Linked DNA regions of Homo sapiens: region 1 is linked to region 2. Evidence: chromatin contacts called from ENCODE Hi-C or POLR2A ChIA-PET data. All regions are on one chromosome and are shown on one strand. Each heading gives the region's core, a stretch centred on a gene start or an enhancer-like site at or near the end of the contact. The rest is flanking DNA. Distances are from core to core; before and after follow the strand shown. Region 1 holds the start of CACNG6 (calcium voltage-gated channel auxiliary subunit gamma 6). Region 2 holds the start of NAPA-AS1 (NAPA antisense RNA 1).

Region 1 (4,945 bases), core at 966-3,465, 6.5 Mb after region 2:
AGCCGGAGAAAGACCCAGAGATTCGCATAGAAAGCAACGTGGAGACTCAGAAGCAAGCACAGCATCAAGGAATGATCAATAAAAAGAAAAAAAAATATTTCCTGAGGACTTCCAAGTACAAGGCCCTGCAATCTCAGGCCACTTCTGTCCCATCTCTGCCTTCAGAGGGGGGGACAGGTAGTCCAGACAATTAGAATACAGAGGGGGCTGTGTTCTGACGGGGCCACGCGGGCATTGAGGAAACGCAGCAGGCCCCTCCCCTAGCTGGGGCGGGGATGTCTGTGTGCCATCATCTCACTCCATCTGGTCATTCCTTTGCCCATTCATCCATCCATTCATTCAAGTCACCCCATGCACATTTTCCAAGACTGCCTGTGACCTGGCCCTGTGCCGGGTAGAGCTGAGGATGCCAAGGTGAATTCCTCCTGTGCCTGGCCCCGGCCCCAGTCTGCTGGAAGAACCAGACACAGACAATCACACTGCGGGGAAACACGTGCTCCATCGGAAAAGTCCAGAGCAGGGGGTGGGCAGAGAGGCCCAGCGTGCACCAGAGCCTCGCTCAGGTCAGCGCCAGGCCTGCCTGGAGCAGCCAACTGTGGGAGAAGAAGGAGTTGGTGAAAGGTGGGTCCCACCTGGGCCGTCCACAGAAGGGCTGAGGGGTAGGGGGTGAGGGGTTGAAGATCAGGCCCTGCCGCCATGCCACACGGCTGTCCTCTGTCCCTGCTCCTGGGGGAGCTGAAACTGCATGGAAGGTCCCCCAGGGGTGCCCCGTCTAATAAACTCGATGAAGAGGAGTGCTGCTTTCATTCTGTGCCCCTGACAGCCGGCCCTGCCCTGAGGCCTGCGCTTTCTCCAACATGGAAATCAGGCCTTCCATCCTTCAAGACCCAGGGTTCTGGCCCCAGTCTCCTCCCTGAGGCCCAGGACTCTGGGTCTGCCAACGCCTTGACCAGGAGTCCAGGCTCCCCGGCCCTCCTCCTCCCTCAGACCCAGGAGTCCAGGCCCAGCCCCTCCTCCCTCAGATCCAGGAGTCCAGGCCCCCTGCCCCCTCCTCCCTCAGACCCAGGAGTCCAGGCCCAGGCCTTCCTCCCTCAGACCCAGGAGCCCAGGCCCCCAGCCCCTCCTCCCTCAGACCCAGGAGCCCAGGCCCCCAGCCCCTCCTCCCTCAGACCCAGGAGCCCAGGCCCCCAGCCCCTCCTCCCTCAGACCCAGGAGTCCAGGCCCCCAGCCCCTCCTCCTTCAGACCCAGGAGTTCAGGCCCCAGTCCCTCCTCCCTCAGACCCAGAAGTCCAGGCCCCCAGCCCCTCCTCCCTCAGACTCAGGAGCCCAGGCCCCCAGCCCCTCCTCCCTCAGACCCAGGAGTCCAGGCCCCAGCCCCTCCTCCCTCAGACCCAGGAGTCCAGACCCCCAGCCCCTCCTCCCTCAGACCCAGGAGCCCAGGCCCCCAACCCCTCCTCCCTCAGACCCAGGAGTCCAGGCCCCCAGCCCCTCCTCCCTCAGACCCAGGAGTCCAGGCCCCCAGCCCCTCCTCCTTCAGACCCAGGAGTTCAGGCCCCAGTCCCTCCTCCCTCAGACCCAGAAGTCCAGGCCCCAGTCCCTCCTCCCTCAGACTCAGGAGCCCAGGCCCAGCCCCTCCTCCCTCAGACCCAGGAGTCCAGACCCCAGCCCCTCCTCCCTCAGACCCAGGAGTTCAGGCCCCCAGCCCCTCCTCCCTCAGACTCAGGAGCCCAGGACCTAGGAGACCAGGTTCCTCTCCTCTCAGATCCAAGATTCTGGGTACCCAGGCCTTCTTCCTCTACCACTCAGAAGTGGGGTACCGAGGCTTCTTCTCCCTTAGGGACCCAAGACTCCTGGCCTCAGGCCCTCCTCCCTGAGACCCGGGGCCCTGCCTCCCGCCCCTCCTCCCTGGTAACCCCAGTCAGACTTGCTGCCCCGCCCGTCTCCTGCTGCCCGGGAGACTGCGGAGCTGGGACTCTCGGCGCCGCTCTTGCCCCTTAGTGAAATGAAAGTCCCATCAGGCTCGGCCCCTTCCTCCCCGGGCGGCCTCCCTCCCCCCTTCCTCGTCCCCTTAAAACACCCGGGATCCCTATGGCAACAGGCGCCGGGCGACAGGTGCGGGTGTTATTTACGGGTCAAGCCCGAAATAGCCCCGAGGGTGGAGGGTGGAGGGTGGGGGGTGGGCGGGTGGGGACGAGGCCGGGCGCGGGCGGAGGCCAGGCCGGTGGCGGTGGCGGGCACAGCCGGACGCTTCGGAGGCAGCGCGGAGCTGGGGTCGGCGCGGGGCCGAGGCAGGAGAGCGAGAGGGGCCCCTGCTCGGGAGTCGGGGGTGGGAGCCCCGAGGGGGGGCCCTGGCCTGGGGCTGAGCCTGGCGCGAACCCGACCGGGAAGGCCCTGGGAGCCCGGGGGAGGGAGACGGACTGATCCCGAAGGGGCGCAGCGTCTCTTGCGGGTCGCGGTTGGCCTTTGAACCCTGGGGGGACTCAGTCCTGGTTTTCCGAGCCGCAGTGCGGACCACAGCCCCATAGTGTGAGCCCCAGGAGGGCCCCCGGTCCCATCTGCCCCAGCCCTCGGGGAGGCCCCGTAGCCTCCCGCCTCTGGACTCCACTCTGTCTTCCGGCCACCGGCCCCTTTTCCAGGCTCAGTAGAGACCTCGGATCTTTTCTGAATGGCAGGGGAGACCCCTATCCCCTTTTCCTGAATTCCAGCGAGGCCCAGTCCTCTTCTGAGCCCCAGCCAGGGCTCTGTTCTTCTCCTTCTGTGGATGCCGGGGTCCTACTGCCTCTCTTGAGACCCGGATTGAATTCCGACCTCCCCTTGGGAGCTTCCCGGGACCCCAGGTCTTCCTTTTCCGAATCCCAGAGGGTCCCCAAGTCCTCTGTTCTCAAACTCTGAGCCCAAGGGAACCCCGGCCACATCTCCTCCAAACACACACAGGACCTCAGGTCCCTTCCTGGGTACCCCAAACTCTTAGCCCTAGTGGGGTGCTCAGATCTCTCAGGAAAACCAGTTTCCCTTTTGTTAACCCCCCAGCGGGGACCCCAAAGCAGCCCCTTGGAGCTGCAGGGAGCTTCAGCGGGCACCAGTTCTCATTCCTCTGGAGCTCTTGGGGGGACTCCCTCCTGGGAAGCCGAATTCTATCTCTAAACCTCAGGGTGGGGGCCTTGTTTTTCCTCTGGGCCCCGTCTTCTTTGCCAAGTTCTTGAGGGCAACCTAGACCCTCCTCTGAACCCCAGAGGCTTCCCCAGCCCTGGGGATCATTTTTCTCTTCTGAACCCCAGAAGCAATCTCGACTTTCGCATTTGAGATTCCAGACAGGACTCGGCTCTCCCTCTTTCATACCCAGGGGAAACTGAGTCCCTCACCCCCTTCAAGACCCCAGGCCGCTCCTCGCTCCCGCCCCTCGAGGCCCTTCGCCGGCTCTGCCTCCTCCCCCTTCCCGACCCCACCGGCCATAAGATGATGTGGTCCAACTTCTTCCTGCAAGAGGAGAACCGGCGGCGGGGGGCCGCGGGCCGGCGGCGGGCGCACGGGCAGGGCAGGTCGGGGCTGACGCCCGAGCGCGAGGGGAAGGTGAAGCTGGCGCTGCTGCTGGCCGCCGTGGGCGCCACGCTGGCGGTGCTGTCCGTGGGCACCGAGTTCTGGGTGGAGCTCAACACCTACAAGGCCAACGGCAGCGCCGTGTGCGAAGCGGCCCACCTGGGGCTGTGGAAGGCGTGCACCAAGCGGCTGTGGCAGGCGGACGTGCCCGTGGACAGGGACACCTGCGGCCCCGCGGAGCTGCCCGGAGGTGAGCAGCCGCCGCCCCGAGCGCAGGGCTTGCGTCCCACGGACAGGGAGGGAGAGGGGCCCGTGTCCGAGGAGAAAACCCGCCCCAGGGACAAAAGCCTGAGCCCGGAGGAGACAGCTTGCCTCGCAGTAAGCGCCAGTGCCCACTTCGTCCTCTGCTCTCAGAAACTGCTGAGAGATAGAGGGATCCCCCAGATATGGCCCAGGTCCCTCACGGGCCTACCGCCAGAGAACCTGTGCCTTAGAGCTTGCTTTCCTGCTACAGACTGTACCCCAAGACCAGAATGTGCCTACAGGGAGTCTGTGCCCCCAGGCCATCCTGTACCCCCAGACCAGGCTGTGACCTGAGACCCCCTCAGACGAGTCTGTACCCCTATTCTGCACCTCTAAAGAGAGCTTGTGCCCCCGCCTACAGCCTGTGCCCCAAGACCATCCTGTACCCCGACTATCCTGTACCCCCAGATGAGCCTGTGTCCCCAGCTACAGTTTCCACCCCCAGACTAACATGCACCCCTAGACCAGTCTATACCCCCAGACCAGCCTGCATCCTTACACCAGCCTGTGCCCTCAGATCAGCCTGCACCTCCACACCAGGCTATGGTCCCAGATGATTCTATGACCCCCAAAGTCCCTGCCCCCACACAGCCAATGTTCCCAGGCATCGCTGTGTCCCCCCAGACCAGCCTACAGCTCTAGAGAGAGCCTGTGTCACTAGAAAAATCTTGCCTGTGTCCCCAGACCCAGCCTGTGATTCCAGACACAGCTGGTGTCCTCAGATAGCCTGTGCCCACCCCAGACAGCCTGCACCCTCTGGAAGTGCCTGTGCCCTGGAGACAGCCCGTGCCCACTCTGCATGTGCCCACAGACAGCCTGTGCCCATGGAGAGACAGCCTGGGTTCCTGGTGTCAGCTTCCTCTTCCCAGCCTGGAGACAGCTTGCGCTCCCATCCTGTGAGCCCTGGGGAGACAGACGCCCACCCCAAAGCAGGATCTATGCCTGTTCCCCACCTACTGCTTCCACCAAACCAAGCTCTCACCAGACGCCTCCCAACACCCGAGGGCAGACCTTGTTCCTTCCCTGCAATGTTCTTCACTTCCTGTCCTCTCGCCTCCAAATGCCCAGACTGGACATTTCAGCGTTTCTCATTTTCTCCGAGAGA
Region 2 (4,649 bases), core at 1,309-3,808:
GAGTAGTTGTGACAGACTGGCCCTCAAAGCCTAATATTTACTATCTGGATCTCTACCAAAAAAAGTTTGCCAATCCCTGTTCTAGACCATCTGTGTTCTGGAATGGAATCTGGAACTCTAGAATGGAACCCACACACTTTGGGGTTCTAGCACCTTGGTATTCTAGATGCTCTATGTTCTATCTCCTCGAAAGATGAGAATGTCAGGACTTTATCATTACAGAACCTCAGAAGATTCTGGCTTCTATCGTACTGTAGAATATTCAAATGTTGGAATCTTAGAGCCTACGACTCTAGAAAACTTAGCATCTCTGATCTTGGAATGTCAGACTCTAGAACATTAGAATCTGGGAATTCTAGATGTGCAGAATTCCCAGAATTCACAGGTGCTCCATCAACTCTCTCAGATTATCTAGTTCAGGAATGGCAGTGTGGTGGCCCCTTGGCCATCCGGTCCATGGCCACCTTAAAAGCATGATGCTCCGGCCAGGCGTGGTGGCTCACGCCTGTAATCCCAGCACTTTGGGAGGCCAAGGCGGGCGGATCACCTGAGGTCAGGAGTTCGAGACTAGCCTGGCCAACATGGCAAAAACCTATCTATACTAAAAATACAAAAATTAGCCGGGCATGGTGGTGTGAGCCTGTAATCCTAGCTACTCAGGAGGCTGAGGCAGTAGAATCACTTGAACCAGGGAGGTAGAGGTTGCAGAGATCGAGCCACTGCACTCCAGCCTGGCAACAGAGCGAGCATCTATCTCAAAAAAAAAAAAAAAGAAAGAAAAAAAAAGTGCAATGCTTTAAAAAACAAATGTAGAATCTGATTGTCTATGGACAAGTTCGTGGTCTCCAGTTAGCTACAGCTTTCCAACCTCAGCTGCATATGTGTGTGTGCACATGTGCTCCCTGTTATATTACATTTGTGCTTTCCATTCTCACATGACCTCTCTGGTCCCCAAAGGCATTTTAGTTTAATTTCATTTTATTTTATTTATTTATTTTTGAGACAGAGTTTCGCTCTTGTCACCCAGGTTGGAGTGCTGTGGTGCAATCTTGGCTCACTGCAACCTCCGCCTCCCGGGTTCAAGTGATTCTCCTGCCTCAGCCTCCTGAGTAGGCTGGGATTACAGGCACACACCACCATGCCCAGCTAATTTTTGTATTTTTAGTAGAGACGGGGTTTCGCCATGTTGGCCAGGCTGGTCTCAAACTCCTGACCTCAGGTGATCCGTCTGCCTCAGCCTCTCAAAGTGCTGGGATTACAGGTGTGAGCCACCGTGCCCGGCTGGCATTTTAGTTTTCAATCCCTAATCTAGTACAACCTCTTTATTTTCCAGAAGGGGAAACAGACTACAGGGGTCTGTAAGTAAAGAAGGGGTTCGAGAAGCCAGGGTTTCTACATTTACAGTGGAGTGGGCGTCGATGCGCAGGGGACACTCACTCCGCATGGCACAGCTGGAACGGAGTGAACTGGAGCTCCAGGTTCAGGCAGCTCTCTGTAGGCAGGGCACAGGCAGGTTAGCATGGGGGACCTGCTGGGGACTCTCTCCCTCCTCCCGTCCACGCCTCACTCACGGGCAATAGAGTCAAGGTTGTACTCAGAGCCGGGCTCGTAGTCGCAGTAAATGTTCAGGAAGGGGCTGCCCTTGTCCCCTGAATCCTGGCGGAGGACACGGGGTTCAGGGGAGGGCAGGGGTGGCAGGAGGGATCCGGGGCGGCTCAGTGGAACTCACCATGTGTGTAAGGAGGAGGGCGAAGGGAGGTGGAGGGGGCTCTAGGTACCTTGATGAACGTGATCCCCACAACCAGACCCCGCTTGGGGGGTGACTTGTTGAAAGTGTCGATGGAGACAATCTCCGCATCCACTGGGAGGGGAGAGTTCTAAGTTCAGTGTCAGGCAGACTCATGCTTCCAATCTCCCCAACATGGTGAGCTCTGGCTACCGCAATGATCATGCCCTCTGGTCTGAGTCCTGACCACCATCACCTGATCTCTGTTCCCTGGGTACTAGGGATCCTGACCTGTAAGTCTGAAGAATCCTGAAACCCTAGGCTCATCCGGGCCCCAACTATGCCTGCCCGCTGATCCCAGTGACCCCCTTAAAACCACCTGATCCCATTCTTCCAGCACGGTGACCCGGCTCAGACAGAGCCTCAGAAGCCTTCTCAACACCACGTTCCAGGCCCCCGCCCCCCAGCACCATAGCGCCACCCACCGGGAATGTAGTTGAACTGCAGCTCCTTGGCCACTGGCCGGATTTTCTGTCGGAGGTCTTGGTAGCGGAAGCCGAGCACCTTGCCTTTAAGGGTGGCGGCCAGCAGCTCCCCGCGCCCGCCGGCGCCGCCTGCCAGCCCGTACACATTGCTCTGCGACGAGAAGCGCGTGAAGCTGTCCTCGCGCAACGGACAAGGCCCCGCGGCCACGGCCGCCTCCCCCATCATGCCCCTCAGTTAAGCACCCTCTCCGCAGCCCCCGCCCCAACCCGCACTACCCAACCTACGACTCTCTAAGCGACCTGAACCGCCGGGTGCCCGGCCGTTGCGCGGGCTGATGACGTACGGAAGCTGCCGGCGTTGCCCTCTCCCAAGATGGCGGCCAGGTCGCCTGCTCGGGCCTCCCAGGCGACTTTGCCCCACTGCGCCCGCGCTCTCTTCTCCTTTCCATTTCTGGACCAAGGGGCTGCCATAAGGAGTCTGTGACTAGAGATGGGAGGTGGTGGCCACGGCCTCTCGCTGTATGCTGTGTGGAAGGTCGAATCATCATCATCATAAAACTTAATATTGCCCTTATGTGCCAGGAACTACTGTAAGTGCATTCCATCTAATACTTTATTAAAAATTCGCAAGGGGGTGGAGGTAGGTACTTAAATCCATTTTAGAGATGAAGGAATTGAGGCACAGAGGGGTAAAGTAACTTGCCTAAGATCACACAGCTAGTAACGAGCGGTCAGTACTGGAAACCAAACAAGGTAACTCCACAGTTCACTATTTTTTTTTTTTTTTTTTTTGAGACGGAGTCTTGCTCTGTCACCCTGGAGTGCAGTGGTGCGATCTCGGCTCACTGCAACCTCTGCCTCCTGGGTTCAAGCGATTCTCCTGCCTCAGCCTCCCAGCAGCTGGGATTACAGGCGCCACCACACCTGGCTAGTTTTTCTATTTTTAGTAGAGATGGGGTTTCGCCATGTTGCCCAGGCTGGTCTGGACCTCCTGACCTCAGGTGATCCGCCCACCTCGGCCTCCCAAAGTGCTAGGATTATAGGCGTGAGCCCCCTTGCCCGGCCTATAGTTCATAATCTTAACAGTATCACCTTTAAAATAATTAATACATTCTTCTTGCCCCCAAGGAAAAATGATCCAGCTATAATAACCACCTCCTTTATCGAACACCTACTTGGTGACAGTCATGCTGGCTCTGATAATCTGATTCCTTACAACTGTTCTGCAAGGGCCTACTGTTACCCTCCCTGCCGGTTCACTTATTCAGGATTCATTGAGCTTTTACTATGTGCCCGGACGTCCTTTGCAAATCTGTCTCACTAATCTTTGCAAGAAAGAAACCTCTACAAAGAGGTTTATTATCCCAGTTTAGAGAGAATCAAATGGAGGCTCAGAAAGAGTAAGTCCACTGACTGATATGCTAGCAAGTGGTGGGGACAGGATGTAAACCAGGTGTTTCCGACTCTGGGGCCTTCAGGGGTTCCTGTCTGTGCTGCTTTGTCCCTAGAAGGCCATGGAGGTTTGGGTACTATGTGCACATCTGTGTATCATTTCCAGAAGACATGGGTTGGCCAGCTGTCCTGGACACCTCGAGCACACACAGACTGCAAGCTCCATGAAGGCAGCAGGCTGATCTCCCTTGATCACGGCCTTATCGCCTGTACCTGGAACACAAGGCCTGACACAAAGCAGGCATTCAGAAAATATGTGTCAAAAATCACAAACTATGTGCTGAGCATGTAAGAGACAGCTCTTACATGATGGAAAGTTCTCAAAGGCAGACTGGATAACGGAGGTGGCAAGGAATTTGTGATGATTCCAGATTTCTGGATGTGGAGAGTAGAAGTTCCTGGAGGGCAGTCTGGGAATGCCGTCAGTGCTGCTGTATTCCCAGGGCCTGGCATGCAGCAGGTGCTTAGTGAATATTCGCTGAGGGAGTGGCACGTGGGTCTAGTGCCACTTCAGCAGTGCGTTTCCTTCAGGCGTCTTCCCGCCCTAGTAACCTATAAGCCACATGTTGAGCGGATGAATGAAAAAATGAAGTTACAGGTTAGGAAGGAATCATCCTGTTAAGAGGTTTCCAATCCTAGCTGCACACTTGAACTGCCTATGAAGTTTTAACAAAACAAACCAAAACAGGCCGGGCCTGGTGGCTCATGCCTGTAATTCCAGAACTTTGGAAGCTGAGGCAGGCGGATCAACTGAGGTCAGGAGTTTGAGACCAGCCTGGCCAACATGGTGAAACGCTGTCTCTGCTAAAAATACAAAAATTAGCTGGGCGTGGTGGCGCACGCTTGTAATCCCAGCTACTCGGGAGACTGAGGCAGGAGAATCGCTTGAACCCGGGAGGCAGAGGTTGCAGTGAACCAAGATCGCACCACTGCACTCCAGCCTGGGCGATAGAGCGAGACTCTGTCTCAAAAAAAAAACAAACCCA

The links. A loop is a pair of places that touch in the nucleus more often than their neighbours do. ChIA-PET counts read pairs that join two places held with the same protein, here RNA polymerase II (POLR2A).
Region 1: a map of gastrocnemius medialis shows a loop between it and region 2 (9-fold over the local background). The contact joins the promoter of CACNG6 here to the promoter of NAPA-AS1 in region 2. A Hi-C loop is called at or near these places in 1 of 168 maps with a recorded cell type or tissue (gastrocnemius medialis). POLR2A ChIA-PET finds 5 or more read pairs at or near these places in 1 of 52 experiments (PC-9).

Annotation. Positions count from the first base shown.
Region 1 is chr19:53,989,422-53,994,366 of GRCh38, forward strand. It overlaps CACNG6 (calcium voltage-gated channel auxiliary subunit gamma 6), which reads left to right and starts at 2,216. Exons shown (of 4, transcript NM_145814.2): 1 at 2,216-3,787. The coding sequence starts at 3,457. CACNG8 (calcium voltage-gated channel auxiliary subunit gamma 8) reads left to right here. Exons shown (of 4, transcript NM_031895.6): 4 at 1-794.
Region 2 is chr19:47,481,724-47,486,372 of GRCh38, forward strand. NAPA-AS1 (NAPA antisense RNA 1) reads left to right here and starts at 2,559. Exons shown (of 4, transcript NR_038452.1): 1 at 2,559-2,801. It overlaps KPTN (kaptin, actin binding protein), which reads right to left and starts at 2,496. Exons shown (of 12, transcript NM_007059.4): 1 at 2,212-2,496; 2 at 1,779-1,861; 3 at 1,572-1,656; 4 at 1,438-1,492. The coding sequence starts at 2,437. It also overlaps a transcript of NAPA not described here. RefSeq lists enhancers at 2,421-2,710, 2,741-2,870.